2 separate regions of the Mus musculus genome follow, and region 1 is linked to region 2. The links are chromatin loops, found by intact Hi-C in ENCODE. Cell type or tissue: gastrocnemius. All regions are shown on one strand.

Region 1 (8,000 bases), 73 kb before region 2:
GCTACTACTTCTATTTCTTACATTCTGTGCACCCCTGTTCTGTAATATTCTCTAAGACTTACAGAAAGTGATATACAAGTACCACATAGGCTGAGCATTCAACAGTCACTTATTTCCAGCAGGCTTAACAATTTGAGCCCACAGTTTCCATCACTCACTGTAGAAAAAAAAGAAAGAAAGGTTCTGGCAGGAGCACAAGTCTGCAGGTATTAAACATAACTGTTCAAATGGCAATTTGATGGGCATATCCTAAGAGATTTGTAAAAGAACAATATAAACTCTGTGGGACAGTGTTCCTATCCATCTGGGTCAGTGTATTTAGAACATTTTCTGGTACATGGCAACAATAATCAGTAATAATATGAGAAATTAGTATGTCTGACACTAATCTGCTTTATAGCCAACTAATTTCCTTGATTTTCACAATACTCCTAAAATACCTAATGAATCAGTGCTTTTTACAACAATAAGTCCAATAATATAACAAATGAGTTCCTGAAAGTACTGGCGCTGAGATGAAAATCCTGTGTGTGGTGGCTCATGCCTATATAATCCTAGCACCAGGAAGGGATGGTGACAAAGTAGACTGGACTACAGAGTGAGGCCCTGTCTAAACAAGCAAGCAAACTGAAGAGTGGAAGGTGGTGAAGGAAGGCTGAACTACAAAGCAAGACCCCTAAATAAATAAATAAGGAAGGAAGGAACAATAGCAGGCTTTTTCCCTTTATCCTACATATGCAATGTTTCGTGGATGTATGTCTATGCACCTTACTTGAGCAATGTTGCAGAAGCCAGAAGGCATGATGAGCATACAGACAGTTGTGAACTGCATGTGGGTGCTAGGGTTTGAACCTGGGTCCTCTGGAAGAGCAGCCAGTGCTCTTAACCACAAAGCCATCTTTCCAACTCCAAAATGATAGCAATTTTACACACGATCCAGAAATGTACAAACACGTAAGTATGCCACTGTGCCTTGGAAACAGACCTGAAATTTGCCTGTGGAAGTGGGCCTCAGAAGAGCAGCAGTTTCTAAGCCGGGTATGGTAGCACATACCATAGTTTACACTCACTTGAGGATCAGGACACGCTTAAGTCCAGAATGGACTTTGTAAGGTGAGGTTCAGACCTCCTTTCCCTACAAAGTAAGACTGTCTCAAAACAAACATTTGCAGCTTGTGAATTACTGCAAAACGACAGAAGGAAAGCTGTAGAAACTGAATGGAAAACTGTTAAGATGCACTTAGGTGTGGCTCCTAACATGGTGAGCTGAGGTAGCTAATAATTGTTTGGCCTGAGTACATGTTTATGCATGTATTTTTTATGAACTCTACTAGGCTGGGGGTGGTTTTCCTACATTTACTTAGTGAACAAACCAGTGAACTTTCTATAAAGGCCAGAGAACACTTCCTTTAGGCTTTGCAGACCATAAGAGGCAACTATTCAACTCTGCAACTCCAAAGTGATTTTTGTAGTTGCTACAAAAAAAAAAAGCAGCTAGGTGGCATAAGCAAACAGGCTTTGGTAAGTTCCAATAGAACTTTACATTAAAAAAACAAATAAATAAGGGCCCCAAATTGGTAGCTAGATCACACACAGAGTGCTGACCTCTGACTCTGCAGAGGAAACCCTGTAGTCCTGGGGAGGTGACATGAGCTATAGTGAGCTATAGGAAGCTTGTAAGTCAGTTCTCTCCTTCCACCGTGTGCATTTCAGGGGCAAAATTCAGGCTTGGTGGCATACACCTTTACTTAGTGAGCCATCTTGCTGAAGGAGGATGGAGTGGAGAGTGAGTGGTTGGGGAGTGGTGGAATGAAGGGATAACAGCGCCCAGCTTTGCTCTTCACTGACACTCAAGTATTATTAGATGAACTGGCAAGGCCTTCTCCCAAAATACGGTGTAGGTTATTGATCATAACAGTAATACTCTCAACAAAAATTATGAGGAACAAGAGATAGCGGGTTGAAGATACCAGGAACAGGGATGACTATTTTAAGCCAAAACAGACTTCTCAGGAATCAGGATGTGAAAATAGCAGCTACGGGGCAAATCTCAAAGAACTTTTTCCAGGGCAAGAAAATCTTTCCCCAGGTAAGAAGAACTGGCTATAGTAATAATAGGTCTTTTCAGAGTTATCATTTCAACCACAAAAAGACAAAAATACAATAGATCTAAAGTAGAACAAAGTCTAGAGCCAAACAAAATGAGCAACTTTCAAGCAAAATGGTTACTCTCCACAACAAATGTCTGCACGTGTGTGTGTGTGTGTGTGTGTGTGTGTATACAGAATGCCTAGCACATCAGCAACCAAACATCTGCATACAATCCTCGACGTTTCAGAGCAAAAATGATGTGTGTACATTGAATAAGCAAACTTCCCCTAGCACTGCCCTTCTCCCTACAACCCAAAAAGCAAATAAAATGCAATTCTATAAGCAGAGCCCCCTTTTCGTTTTTTCAAGGCAGGGTTTGTGGAGCCCTGGCTCTCTTAAAGCTTACTCTGTAGACCAGGCTGGCCCCAAACTCAAGAGATCCGCCTGCCTCTGCCTCCCAAGTGCTGGGATTAAGGAGGTAGGCCACCACTGCCCGGCCAAAAATACTGTTTTGTTGTTTTGCTTTTTGAGACAGATTCTTGCCGTGTTGCACAGGTTTGTCTAGAACTCATAATCCTCTTGCCTCAGTCTTGAAGTAACTGGGATTAGACAGACATGCACCACCACATGCAGCGGAAACCATTCATTCATTCATTCATACACACACACACACACACACACACACTGCATGTACTCACCTACAGAAAACTACAATATATATAACTGACAGTCTCATGACCAACTATATAAAAGGTTAATCTGATCAAAATCAGGAAATCAGGGTTAAAGTTGAATACGAACAACCACAGCTCTTAGGAGAAGACAGGAAAATTAAGAGTTCAAGGAGTCATAGCCAGGCATGGTGGCGCACACCTTTAATCCCAGCATTTAGGAGACAGAGGCAGGCGAATTTCTGAGTTCGAGGCCAGCCTGGTCTACAGAGTGAGTTCCAGGGCAGCCAGGGCTATACAGAGAAACCCTGTCTTGAAAAACAAAAACAACAACAACAAAAAAAAGAGAGAGAGAGAGAAGCCGGGCGTGGTGGCGCACGCCTTTAATCCCAGCACTCGGGAGGCAGAGGCAGGTGGATCTCTGAGTTCGAGGCCAGCCTGGTCTACAAAGTGATTTCCAGGACAGCCAGCGCTATACAGAGAAACCCTGTCTCGAAAAACCAAAAAAAAAAAAAAAAGAGAGAGAGAGAGAGTATAGGAGTCTGATTAGACCACATGAAACCAGTGTCTGAAAAATTAGGATCACAAATGTTTTGCAGTACTAGAGATTGAATCCTCAGAGCCTCCTCATTCATGCTACACAATGACTATACCACTTACCCTATACTTACAGCCCTTGTTTTACTTTTTCATTTTGAGGCAGTGTCTCACTCAGTTGAAATACACACACACACACACACACACACACACAAATATTGCCCAGATAGTGTAGTTAAATTATTGGCTTATCATACAGTTGCTTGGTAATATCACCCTACCAGACACTTTCTAAGATGTTAACTAACATCTCTCAATTCAGACAACTTCTACTTTAAGACTAGACAGTGTGGTAGCACATGTATTTAATCCCAGCACTTGAAAAACAGAGGTAGGGAGATCTCTTTGAGTTTGACAACAACCTGATCTACATAGCAAGATTTAAGCCACCCAGAGTTACACAGTGGAGACCATGTCTAAAATGGGGACTGGGGTGGCAAGATGGATCATTCGTTATAAGGATCATTTGTTGCTCTTCCAGAAGACCTGAGTTCAAATCCTAGCACATCAGGTGATACATACACACACACATGCACACTATTAAAAGTAACAATACAAAACAGAATATAAAAATAAATAAATAGGTTTTGTGGTCCATCAGTGCCACCTCCTTCTGCCAACCCTGGTACTGCTTGTGTGTTCCTTCAGAGTGGACTTGGGTTTCTTGGCTCTCACCATGTCAGAGGAGAAAGCCAAGGAAGGAGTCAAGCCTAAGAACAAGAACTATGTTAACCTGAAGGTGGTCTAGGGCAGGCTGCTTCTGTGGTGCAGTGCAAACCGGAGGCCTATGGCCCTTGGTGAATTAAGGAAAGCCTATTAGCAACAAGAGAGTTTGCCAGTGAGGCAGATGAGCTCCTGGCAATAGACAATCAATCAATGAAGCAGACACAACTGTTAGAAATGGAAGATGACCAGAGGATTCATTCATTCCAGCAGCAGACAGGAGCTGTCTACTAAAAGGGAAGCTGCTATTTTACCCCAGGATTGTGTTATAGACCAAAAACATATTCTTCAATAGAAAGCCATGATTTAGTCCCAGCACACTCTGACCGGAAGTTTTCTTTCTCCGTTCTTCCCCTCCCCTTCCCTGCTCCTTTCCTGTATGTACAGAAAGCAATTGGTGCCCATGGACAAGCATATTGGGCTTCTTTCCTTCAAACTGAATCGCCAATCTTCTGTTTTGGCCAACTTCAAATGGAGATTGTCTGGAGGAAGGTACTGGTCCTGAGAAAAGATCCCCCCATTTCTCCCTTAGTGACCTGCTTAGTCCACTCTTTTATAGTCCAGGAACAAATAAACCCAACAGCATAAAACTCCTTACATACTTTGTTCAGCTGTAAAAAAAAAAAAATGGTCTTTTTTCAAGACAGATTTTCTTTGTGTATTCCTAGCTATCCTGAAACTAACTCTGTTGACCAGACTGCCCTCAAACTCACAGAAATCCACCTGCCTCTGCCTCCTAGGTGCTGGGACTAACAGGCATGTGACACCACCACCTGGCTACTTATTTTCCTTTGTCATTGTAAAACCAAGGACAATTTCCTAACTTTTTTTATATAGCAGCTACATGTATGGCAATGTATCTTTTAGTAGTGGTAAATCACTCTTAGAAAAAAATGAGGGCTGAAGAGATGGTTCAGTGGTTAAGAGCACTGACTGTTCTTCCAGAGGTTCTGAGTTCAATTCCCAGCAACCACATGGTGGCTCACAACCATCTGTAATGGGATCCGATACCCTCTTATGGTGTGTCTAAAGACAGCTACAGTGCACTCATATACATAAAATAAATACATAAATCTGGGCTGGTGAGATGGCTCAGTGGGTAAGAGCACCCGACTGCTCTTCCGAAGGTCCAGAGTTCAAATCCCAGCAACCACATGGTGGCTCACAACCATCTGTCAGGAGTGTCTGAAGACAGCTACAGTGTATTTACATATAATAAATAAATAAATCTTAAAAAAAAAATTAAAAAAAAAAAAAAAAGAAAAAAATGAACTGGGGTCAGGGATTTAGCTCAGTGGTAGAGCTCTTGCTAGGCAAGTTCAAGACCCTGGGGGTTTAGTCCTCAGCTCCAGAAGGAACTTAAGAAAATAACACACACACACAAAGGCCAGGCGGTGGTGGCACACACCTTTAATCCCAGCACTCAGGAGGCAGAGACAGGCAGGCAGATTTTTGAGTTCGAGGCCAGCCTGGTCTACAAAGTGAGTTCTGGGACAGCCAGGACTATACAGAGAAACCCTGTCTTGAAAAACCAAAAAGAAAGAAAATGAATCCTAGACAGTTCTTTCACATAAAGCACCTTGTTTAATTAAATAAGCTTCCTACTGAAAGAAAGAAAGAAAGACAAAAAGAAAGACAGACAGACAGACAGTAACAGCTGGGATGGAATTCAGTGGTAGAGTGCTTGCCTAGCATACACAAAGCCCTTGGCTGGATCCCCAACCCCAAGACTGGGTGGAAGGGAATAAAAGAATATTGAACTGTCAGCATTTCAAATAATCAGTTGCCATAAGGATTAGACTGAGAAGTCCCATCAAATCTCTGTACCATCAACTCTCTCTATACCAAGATCTTTATATACAAGTTTTAGTTGATCAGATGTTGATTTTTTCATAGTGTCAAACACTTGAAACAATCCAATGCCATAAAATAAAACAGCCAACCAAAACAATATCAAAATTAAAAAAAAAAAAGTTTAGGCAGGGGGCAGTGGTGCATTTCTTCAATCCTAGAACTCTGGAAACAAAGGTGCATTTCTTCAATCCCAGAACTCTGGATTCAGGTGGATCTGAATTTGAGGTCAGCATGGTCTACAGAGCAAATTCCAGGACAATCAAGACCACAGGGAGAAACCCTGTCTTGAGAAAACAAAACTAAACAAAACAAATGAACAACAACAAATGTTAAAGAAATCATTAAGCCAAAAGTGAGGAGTCTATTATTCCGATTACATTGAAAGCTGGGTCAGGATGGGGAGTAACCTCATCGGTGGCTTAGTAACCACATGGTGGCTCACAAACATCTCTAATGGGATCTGACACCCTCTTCTGATGTGTCTGAAGACAGCCACAGTGTACTCACATACATCAAATACACTGCTGCTGTTTTCAAACCCACCAGAAGAGGGCACCAGATCCCACTACAGATCCTTGTGAATCACCATGTGGTTGCTGGGATTTGAACTCAGGACCTTTGGAAGAGCCAGTCAGTGTACCACTGAGCCATCTCTCCAGCCCAATAATTAGGAAAGGAAAGGAAAGGAAAGGAAAGGAAAGGAAAGGAAAGGAAAGGAAAGGAAAGGAAAGGAAAGGAAAGGAAAGGAAAGGAAAGGAAAGGAAAGGAAAGGAAAGGAAAGGAAAGGAAAGCTCTTAAAGGTAGGTAAGACACTGATTATTCAGCATATAATTTAGCCAAGTCACCTTTTAAATATTCCTGGCTCTTGCCAATATTGGGCATTTTTCTACCACAGAGCCCTAGAATATTTCTTGTTTTGTTTTTTGTTTGTTTGTTTGTTTTAAACACAAGTAAAAAAATTAGAAGTAAGCTTTTCTCCTACTTAGAAAATTTGAATTAAGAAAAATATCTGGAATTGCTACCCCAAAAAATACAAATTAATGATAAAGTAGAGCTGTGCACATTATATCTGTTTCACATTAAAAGATAATCAAGCCAGAAAGGGTGAAGCAATGAAGAAAATGGGCCTGAGATTGATAGTTTGGGTACTGTGGGCTTGGCTCAAGCACTGCCTATTGGTTACTTTTCTATAAATTTGACCATTATGACCAGAGAGACTAGTAACACTTCACCCTTAATACCCCCTGTGATGGTTTGTATATTCTTGGGCCAAGGAGTGGCACCATTTGGAGGTGTGACCTGGTTGGAGTAGCTGTGTCACTGTGGGTATGGGCTTAAGATCCTCACCCTAGTTCCCTAGGAGTCAGTCTTCCACTAGCAGCCTTTGGATGAAGACATAGAACTCTCAGCTCTACCTGCACCATGCCTGCCTGGATATTGCCATGCCTTAATGATAATGGACTGAACCTCTGAACCTGTAAGCCAGCCCCAATTAAATGTTGTTTTATAAGACTTGCCTTGTCTTGGTCATGATGTCTGTTCACAGCCATAAAACCCTAACTAAGACACCCCCCCCCCATGAAATTCATCCACAACAATAATCAGGGCAGTAGTTTAGTAACATACTACATCTATATATGTGATTTTTTTTGTCTTTTGGGACTTTCCAGCCCCCCCCCCCCAAGACAAGGTTTCTCAGTGTAGTCTTGGCTGTCTGGAACTCACTTTGTAGACCAGGCCAATCTCTAACTCAGAGATCCACCTGACTCTGCCTCTGCCTCTGGAAGCCCACCATCGGGCCTACATAAATGGTTATTTACAAGGGTTATACTGCATATTTTAAGACATTCCTGGAATTAAATTAAAAGAGTAGTAAAAACAAAATTCTAGGCCTTTGGGCCCAGGCTTGGGAATGTGATCTTTGTGGCTCAATGGTCCAAGGTATGCTAATCATAAAACAGATAGCGACATCCCTCCACCCACCCACTTCCTGGGTTCAAAGAGTATTCATTCAAAGAAAGTCACCCTGGCCATTGCTGGAACCCACTATGCAAATGTGCTATT
Region 2 (8,000 bases):
AGTCCAGACTTCCAGTGGAGGTACTGGGACACCAAACCAGCCATAAACCTTTGACCTACACACAACTTGTTCTGCATACAAGATGTACTGTGGTAAAGGTGACACAGAAGTTGTGGGAGTGGCCAACCAACGACTGGTCCAGCTTGAGGCCCATGCCATGAGAGGGAGCTCACCCATGACACTGCCTGGAGAGCCAGCACCCAGAGGATGGAGAGCACAGAGGCCTAGGATAGAACTAAGCAGGAATGGGAAAGGGCAACGAATTAACTCCTAATGATATTCTGCTACACTGATAAATTGGTGTCTAGCCCATTGTCATCAGAGAGACTTCATCCAGGAACTGATAGAAACAGATGCAGAAACCCACAGCCAAGTATTAAGCAGTACTTAGGGAGTCCTGCAGAAGAGGGGAGGAAGGATTGTAGGAGCCAGAGGGGTCAAGGACACAAGAAAACCCACAGAATCAACTAGGCCCACTGGGGCTTACAGAGACAACCAAAAGACAGGGAACCTGCATGGGCCTGATCTAGCTTGGTCTTCTTCTGATTCTGTTGCCTTCCTTTGGGACTCTTTCCTCCTACTGAGTTGTCTTGTCTAGCCTAGTCTTACTGCAACTTGCTATGTCATGGCTCCTTGATAGTCATTAAAGTCAGCCCTTTTCTGAAAAGAATGGGAGGAGGAATGGATACAGGGGTGGGGCAGAGAGGAGAGGTGGAGTGGGAGGGGCTAGGAAGAGAAGAGGAAGGAGAAACAGCCATAGAGATGTAAAATAAATAAAATTCAATAAAAATGAGTAAAATTAAAAAAAAATAACAAAATTCAGATGATAGTGGTGCACACCTTTAATCCCAGCACTCAAGAGGCAGAGGCAGGTAGATCTCTATGAGTTCAAAAGCCAGCCTGGGGAGCTGGAGAGATGGCTCAGCAGGTAAGAGAAGTGAAGGCTCTTCCGAAGGTCCTGAGTTCAAATCCCAGCAACCACATGGTGCCTTATAACCATCTGTAATGAGATCTGATGCCCTCTTCTGGTGTGTGTGAAGGCCACTGTAGTGTACTTCATTATAATAATAAATAAATCTTTAAAAAAAATGTCAGCCTGGTCTACAGAGTGCCAGGACAGCCAAGGCTACACAAAGAAACCCTGCCTAGGAAAAACCAAAGGAAAATAAATAAATAAAAAATAAAAAAGAAATAGATTATTAGGTTCTTTTCTGTTCTATTTTTCTTCTTCAATTTACTTACCAAAGCTGCAAAAGCCCATCCAGTTTTATTAAAGAGGAACTCCATATTGCTTCTTCGCAGATACACAAGTCCACCAATAACAGCCAGCAGCAGTCCCAACATTAGGGGTCCAGCATAATTTGGAGGTCTAATTACTCTAATCTAGTGGAAAGGATATAGAAAAACATGTTAAAGTATAAAATGTATTTATTTTGTAATTAATAATGAAATGAAAGCAGGCAAAATGTAATTTTAGGGAAAAATACCTCTTTCCTCTATTTTAATCCAATCAAACAGTCTAAACTACATCCTAGAAATAACATCTAAGAGCTGCTAAATTATTCCACATCAATGATATGAAGACAAGACCAGCTATGATCCCCAGGTAAGATTCAAAGACAATGAAAAAAAATCACTTTCTGTAAAGCAGGGAGACTTACGTTGACATCAGTTCTGTCTGCAATCCACCGGGCAATCTGCTCAGCTGAAAACCCTCGCACCTGCAACTCATATGTATCAGCCCTTTTGGGTTTTCCTTTCGGAGGAAAGTTGATGAAAGTTGGAGCTGAATTCATGTTTAGCTGAATAAAGAGTAGTCCATGAAAATGTTAAGTTACCAAGAAAATAATCTTTTTTGTAACAAAAACAATCTCACAGCATTTATTGTCACCTAATGATAACGTGCCACAAGAACAAGATGAATAAATGTAGCTCCCAGCAGAAGACATCTTTGTTTGTTTTTTTGTCTTTTTTTTTGAGACAGGGTTTCTCTGTATAACCCTGGCTGTCCTGGAACTCACTCTGTAGACCAGGCTGGCCTCGAACTCCGAGATCGGCCTGCCTCTGCCTCCCAAGTGCTGGGATTAAAGGCGTGCGCCACCACACACGGCTTAGAAGACATCTTTAAATACACTGAACTGCCTTCTCAGCGTCTCCCATGCTGGACCGTTGCTAGTTGGAAACACTTTGGAGCAGAGTAGTATTATCTCCTTTTAGCACGATCCGACCCAGTTGTTTTCCTGACTTTGTTTTAGAATGAACCTCTTCTGCATCATCTAATTTGAGGTTCGTGCACTTATCAAAGCCAATAATCAGCCCTCTATCCGAATATTCACTTGCTCATACAGGCACACATGAATTCAAATTCTATTTTGCAAGTATCTGAAGATGCGGTTCTGCACCACAGCGATTAAGGAAAAGAAATATGCAAACAGTAGATTCCGCTCCCAACCTCATGAGACTCTCTAGGGCCCCAAGGCCAGGGCAGTCTACACAAACATGCACTCCAGATGTCCTAGAAACTCTAAGGACACCCCCTCCCTACTGCCCTCCTTTCTTGAAACACCCTGATGACCCACATCCTCCTTTATTCTGTTGACCCCGCTTTCATTCTGTATCACATGCCCAGTATGCCCATGTCTGTGACTGGCATCGTACAGCTGAGCCCACCTCCAAGAAAATAATCTTAGTGGCAAAAAATAATTCTAAAATTTAGGCCTTTTTTGAAACAGACTTGCCGAGCCACCCAGGCTAGCCTTGAACTTGCAGTAATCCTCCTGTGTCTGCTTCCTGAGTGCTAGGATTAAAATCACACATCACCATGCCGGATAGAAATTTAGGCTTTCACAGACATAAGACCATAATTATACAGCTGAAATGATTTGTCTAAGGAGAGTTATGAAGCATGCTATCAAACACATGGTTACCTGTGACTGTAATAATCACACTTTTTCCATTTCCATACCAGTTATTTTAGGTTGTTCCTTATTCTAATAAAAAAAAAAGCATACATTCACGACAGCTAAAATTATCTTCTATAGCTCTAACAAGCTCATGATACTAACATGGGAAAAGTCCAGGTTAAAGGACTGTTTGAGCAATACACGGAGTTCACACAAGCTTAGACAATTTAGAGAGACCCTGTCTTAAAACAAATAAAGCCAGGCAATGGTGGTGCACACCTTTAATCCCAGCACTCGGGAGGCAGAGGCAGGCAGATTTCTGAGTTCGAGGCCAGCCTGGTCTACAGAGTAAGTTCCAGGACAGCCAGGGCTATACAGAGAAACTCTGTCTCAAAAAACCAAACCAAACCAAACCAACCAAACAAAAAAAGACAAATAAAAAACAGGCATGGGGTCACACACCTTTAATCCCAACACTGGGGAAGCAGAGGCAGGCAGATTTTTCTGAGTTGGAAGTCATCCTGGTCTACAGAGTGAATTCCAGCATAGTCACCTCCCAAATGCTGGGAGTTTATGTACAAGTTACTGTGCCTGGCTTGTTTTTTATATGTTTACAGTAAGAATATGTATAGGTCGGATTTCCTGAAGGACAACATTCCCTCCTCCAAATAAGATAATTATACCGAAGATAAGGCTACATTTGGAGTAGAGGTGATCTCGGGGAACCTGATTAATCTCATTAGGCTTTGTTGACTTTGCATTGGCCATCTTGATGAACCAGAACTGAGACAATGATTAGACAAATAGCCTTGGCTTGGCTGTTTAATTATACATACTTCTTTCTCCTGCCCCACTTCTGCTTAAACTGCTACTATGTAGAGGGTGTCACTGATCACATATTTTTCTATATTCAACAAAGTCCTCTGCTTTACACACATACATGCTCACACACATTCATGTGTGTGAGTATGTATGTATGTATAAGTTATTAGGTAGGGTGATGAACACCTAGAATCCCAACACTTGGGAGATGGAGGAAGGATTAGAAGTTTGAGGATCCAGTCTATGCTACACCACAGACTACATCACACAACAACAAATTTACAACTGTGTGAATATTACTTGCCTACTGCCCAATTTCGGTACTCTAGTTAGGCTGGCATGGGTTATCACTCTTTTTACTTATGCATATTTTGGGACTGGACAGATGGCTCAGCGGTTAAGAGCACTGAGTGCTGTTTCTGAGGTCCTAAGGTCAATTCTCAGCAACCACATGGTGGCTCACAACCATCTGTAATGGGATCCAATACTGAATTCTGGTGTGTCTGAAGACAGCTATAGTGTACTCATTTAAATAAAATAAATAAATATTTAAAATAATAGGCATATTTTGCTTTTAGTTTAATACTTTAGCTCTTACATTAACATATTCCTATTTTACTTCTTAAAAATATTTTTAGACTTATTTTATGTGTATGAGTATTTTGTCTGCATCCATGTATGTGCACTATATGTATGCCTGGTGCCCATGAAAGCAAGAAAAAAGCATCAGACCCCTGGAACTGGAGTTATGGATGGTTTTGAGTCACTGTGTGGGTGCTGGGAACCAAACCTGCAGTCCTCTGCAAAAGGAACAAGAGCACTTAACCAAGTACCCATCTCTCCGGCACTACTAGTTAACTTCTTGGAATCATTAAAAACATTTTGCTTTATCTGTACTTTATTCATGCTGTACTTTTATTCATAAAAGAAACCAAACAGCTTACCATTTGAAATACATCTGAGCCTTCATCAAAATCCACCATGGCAAAAAATATCCTGTTGGTAAATGCATTGGAGTATCGCCAAGAATTTGCCAAAATCTGGAATTCTTCATCAGCTTGCCTGAATTCAATCAGATTGGTGGGGGAAAAACATAGGAAACCATTTTAAAAAGCAAACCAGCTTATCAGCAGCAAAACAAAACCTAATTAAGTAACAGCAAATTTTAGTGAAAGAAATAATTAAAATGATTGGCAAGAAAGTCAAGTATAGCTGATAAGGTTAGAATACACTTTAAGTATAAGAGAAGCCCTCCTTGTATCTAAGTGTTGGAGAGCTCACCAGGAATTAGTAATTGCCTGATTTTGTTTCAGACTTTATTTGCAGCCCTGGCTGTCCTGGCACATCCTCTGTAGACCAGGCTGGCCTCTGCCTCCTGAGTGCCTGGCTCCGAACATTTTTGGTGGTCACTGAAAAAAATCCAGCTAATATCCTCTGTAAGTTGTGGGGATTTTCCTCCCTTTAGTGATTTTCATTTATTTGTATGTCTGTGTGTGGGCATATGTATGTGAGTGCCAATGCCCATTGAGGCCAGAAGCATCAGATCCACCTGGAGCTGGTTATGGGTAGGTTGTGAACTGTCCAGCATGGGTTCTTGGGACTGAACTCTGAAAGAGCAGTAATGGGCTCTTAAATGTTGTGCTATCTCTCTAGCCTGAGTTTTAAAAATAGGGACTGGCTATGGTGCTCAGCCTGGACTCAAAGTACTGGTCTCAAATGCTCCTGCCTCAGCCTCCTCAGCAGGAAGGATTGCGAGCATATCTGACAATACCCAGTATCTACACGTTGTTTGGTTCTGGCACTAGGGATTGAATGGAGTCCCACACAGTCAAGGCAGGGATTCTAATACTCATCTATACCCCACACTCTCAATAATTTGGGGGCCCTAAGTTATCGGACAAAGATCTAACAGCCTACCTTAAAAATCTAAAGTATGTAGCCAGAGAGAGATGTTGGCACAGGCTTTAAGACCAGCACTCAGAAGGCAAAGACAGGAGGACTGCCAAAGTTAAAAGCCTGCCTGCTGCTATAGTAAGTCTCAGAAGAGCCAAGGGCTACACAGTGAGATCATGTCTCAAAAATCTTAAAAATTAAATAAAATAGGGAGGCTGGAGAGCTGACTGGGTCAGTAAAATGCTTGCCCTGAAAGTATGGAGGACATGAGTTTACTTTCCACATGCCATGTTAAAAGAAGGCAAGAGTGGTGGTGTACAGTGAAATTGCAGTACTCAGGAGGCAGAGACAAGTGGATGCCCTGGGCTGGCTGGATAGCTACCCTAGCCTAATCAGTGTGCTCCAGTGTTTCAAAGGATACGGTAGACAGCATTTCTGAAGATGACACCAACGACTGTCTTATGGCCTCTACACTGAAGCACACACATGTACCTGCACAGTTATGAACACACACACACACACACACACACACACACACACACACAGATAGACAGACAGACAGACAGAGAAAGAGAGAAGCACAGATGATAGTTGGTAAGTAAAAATACAATCAGATGAAATATAAGAATGAAAGACAACAAAACTCTAGAGACTCGAGTTAAACCCTGAGTTATCCTTGAATTTTTTATTTTTACTATATGCTTACGTTTTGAAGACTGGCTAATTTACATATTTCTCATATATATGTCTTTATCTTATTTTATTTTAATCCTTTGGGGGTTTAAGTAACATACATGATTAACTTATACCTATTTATCAAAGGAAGCTTTGGAGTTCTGGTGTTGCTGTTTTATTTTTTAATTATTATTCTGCTAGAAAACATTTTCTTTATTTATGATAAACGTTAACCTCCATCCTCTTCTGTTTATGTTTATATTTTAGTGCTGGAGATTAGATCTTGAGCCTATTTATCTGTTTTTTGTTTTGTTCTTTTGTTTGTTTTTTTTGTTTTGTTTTGTTTTTTGAGACAGGGTTTCTCTGTGTAGCCCTGGTTGTCCTGGAACTTACTCTGTAGACCAGGCTGGCCTCGAACTCAGAAATCCGCCTGCCTCTGCCTCCTGAGTGCTGGGATTAAAGGTATGCGCCACTACGCCCGACCTATTTCTTGGTTTTTGCTTTGTTTTGTTTTTTGTTTTTGTTTTTCAAGACATGAGCCCTGGCTGTCCTAGAACTCACTCAAATCCACCTCCCTCTGCCTCCGGACTGTTGAAATTAAAGGTGTGCACCACCAATGCCTGGCATCCTAGAGCCTATTTCAATTTGACATTTACTAATCTATTCTCCATCCATATTTTAGAAATTTTGTTCAGTATCCCATTCTTCAATTCAAAAATGTTTTTGAACGTTTAAGGAAGAATTGAGTGGTACACACATCAACTATAGGACCATAATGAACAAATTTACAGCATAAATATTCAAACCTGGCATTGTTTACCATAGTCCTGATGAGAAAAGTTATTTGGAGGGGAAGGCTGTGGTTGTGCTATGACTTGATGGTGGCATGCAGTCAACTAGTCTACAGTCCAATGGCACACTAACACCTCAGCAAATATTTCTTAGTGGACACACATAGTTAAAAGGGTCCACTATGTGTTCTCTCCTATTCAGTTCCCTTTATACCTCTTCTAAATATTTTATAAGGGTTGACGTTGGAAAGATGCTCAGTGGTTAAGAGTACCGTTTGCTGTTCTAGAGGATCTGGGTTCACTTCCTAGCATTCACATGGAGGTTCACAACTGCCTGTAACTCCATCTCCAGGAGACCTGGTACTCTCTTCTGATCTCTGTGGGCCCTTCATTCAAATGGTACACAGACATACACACAGGCAAAACACTCATACATATGCAAGTTTTAAAGATTACATTTAAAGGGCTAGAGAGATGACTCAGCTCTTAAGAGCCTATGCCGCTCTGGCAGAAGATCTGAGTTTGGTTGTAAGCACTCCCATCAGACAGCTCACAATCACCTGTAATGGGTGTATCTGACCTCCGTGGGCACCTATATTCACATGGCAACTCCTCTGAGTCAATTCATCAGCCTCTGAAAGGAATTTTTACACTATTTCAGTACCCTTTCCTCTCCACATAGACATAATTAACATGGAAACTAAGGGGCTGGAAAGATGGCTCTAGCAGTTAAGAGAATGCACTGCTCTTGCAGAGGCCCCGAGTTTGCTTCTCAACACCCGTATCAGGTAGCTCTCAACCACCTAACTCCAGCTCTAGGGTATCTGATGCCTCTGGCCGCTGAGAGAACCCGCACTCATGTGCACATACTTCCACACAGATACATATAAAAACATCTTTAAACAATACAAATGAA

What was found. A loop is a pair of places that touch in the nucleus more often than their neighbours do. Peaks named below come from ENCODE experiments on the same cell type or tissue, not always from the same donor. Only the 100,000 strongest peaks of a DNase experiment are listed, where the experiment ranks them.
Region 1: it touches region 2 in a loop (8-fold over the local background); 6 of 42 quality-filtered maps call a loop at or near these places.

Annotation. Positions count from the first base shown.
Region 1 is chrX:105,915,143-105,923,142 of GRCm38, forward strand. The region is part of intron 1 of Atrx (ATRX, chromatin remodeler); the gene reads right to left. Among named protein-coding and RNA genes, the nearest start is that of Atrx, 10 kb to the right of the region's middle. In gastrocnemius, a CTCF peak has its summit at 6,476 (motif pointing right); DNase peaks (open chromatin) are centred at 4,131 and 6,487.
Region 2 is chrX:105,987,729-105,995,728 of GRCm38, forward strand. Magt1 (magnesium transporter 1) reads right to left here. Exons shown (of 10, transcript NM_001190409.2): 3 at 4,670-4,787; 4 at 1,662-1,802; 5 at 1,243-1,383. Among named protein-coding and RNA genes, the nearest start is that of Magt1, 20 kb to the right of the region's middle. In gastrocnemius, no CTCF peak of the experiment used is centred here; no DNase peak of the experiment used is centred here.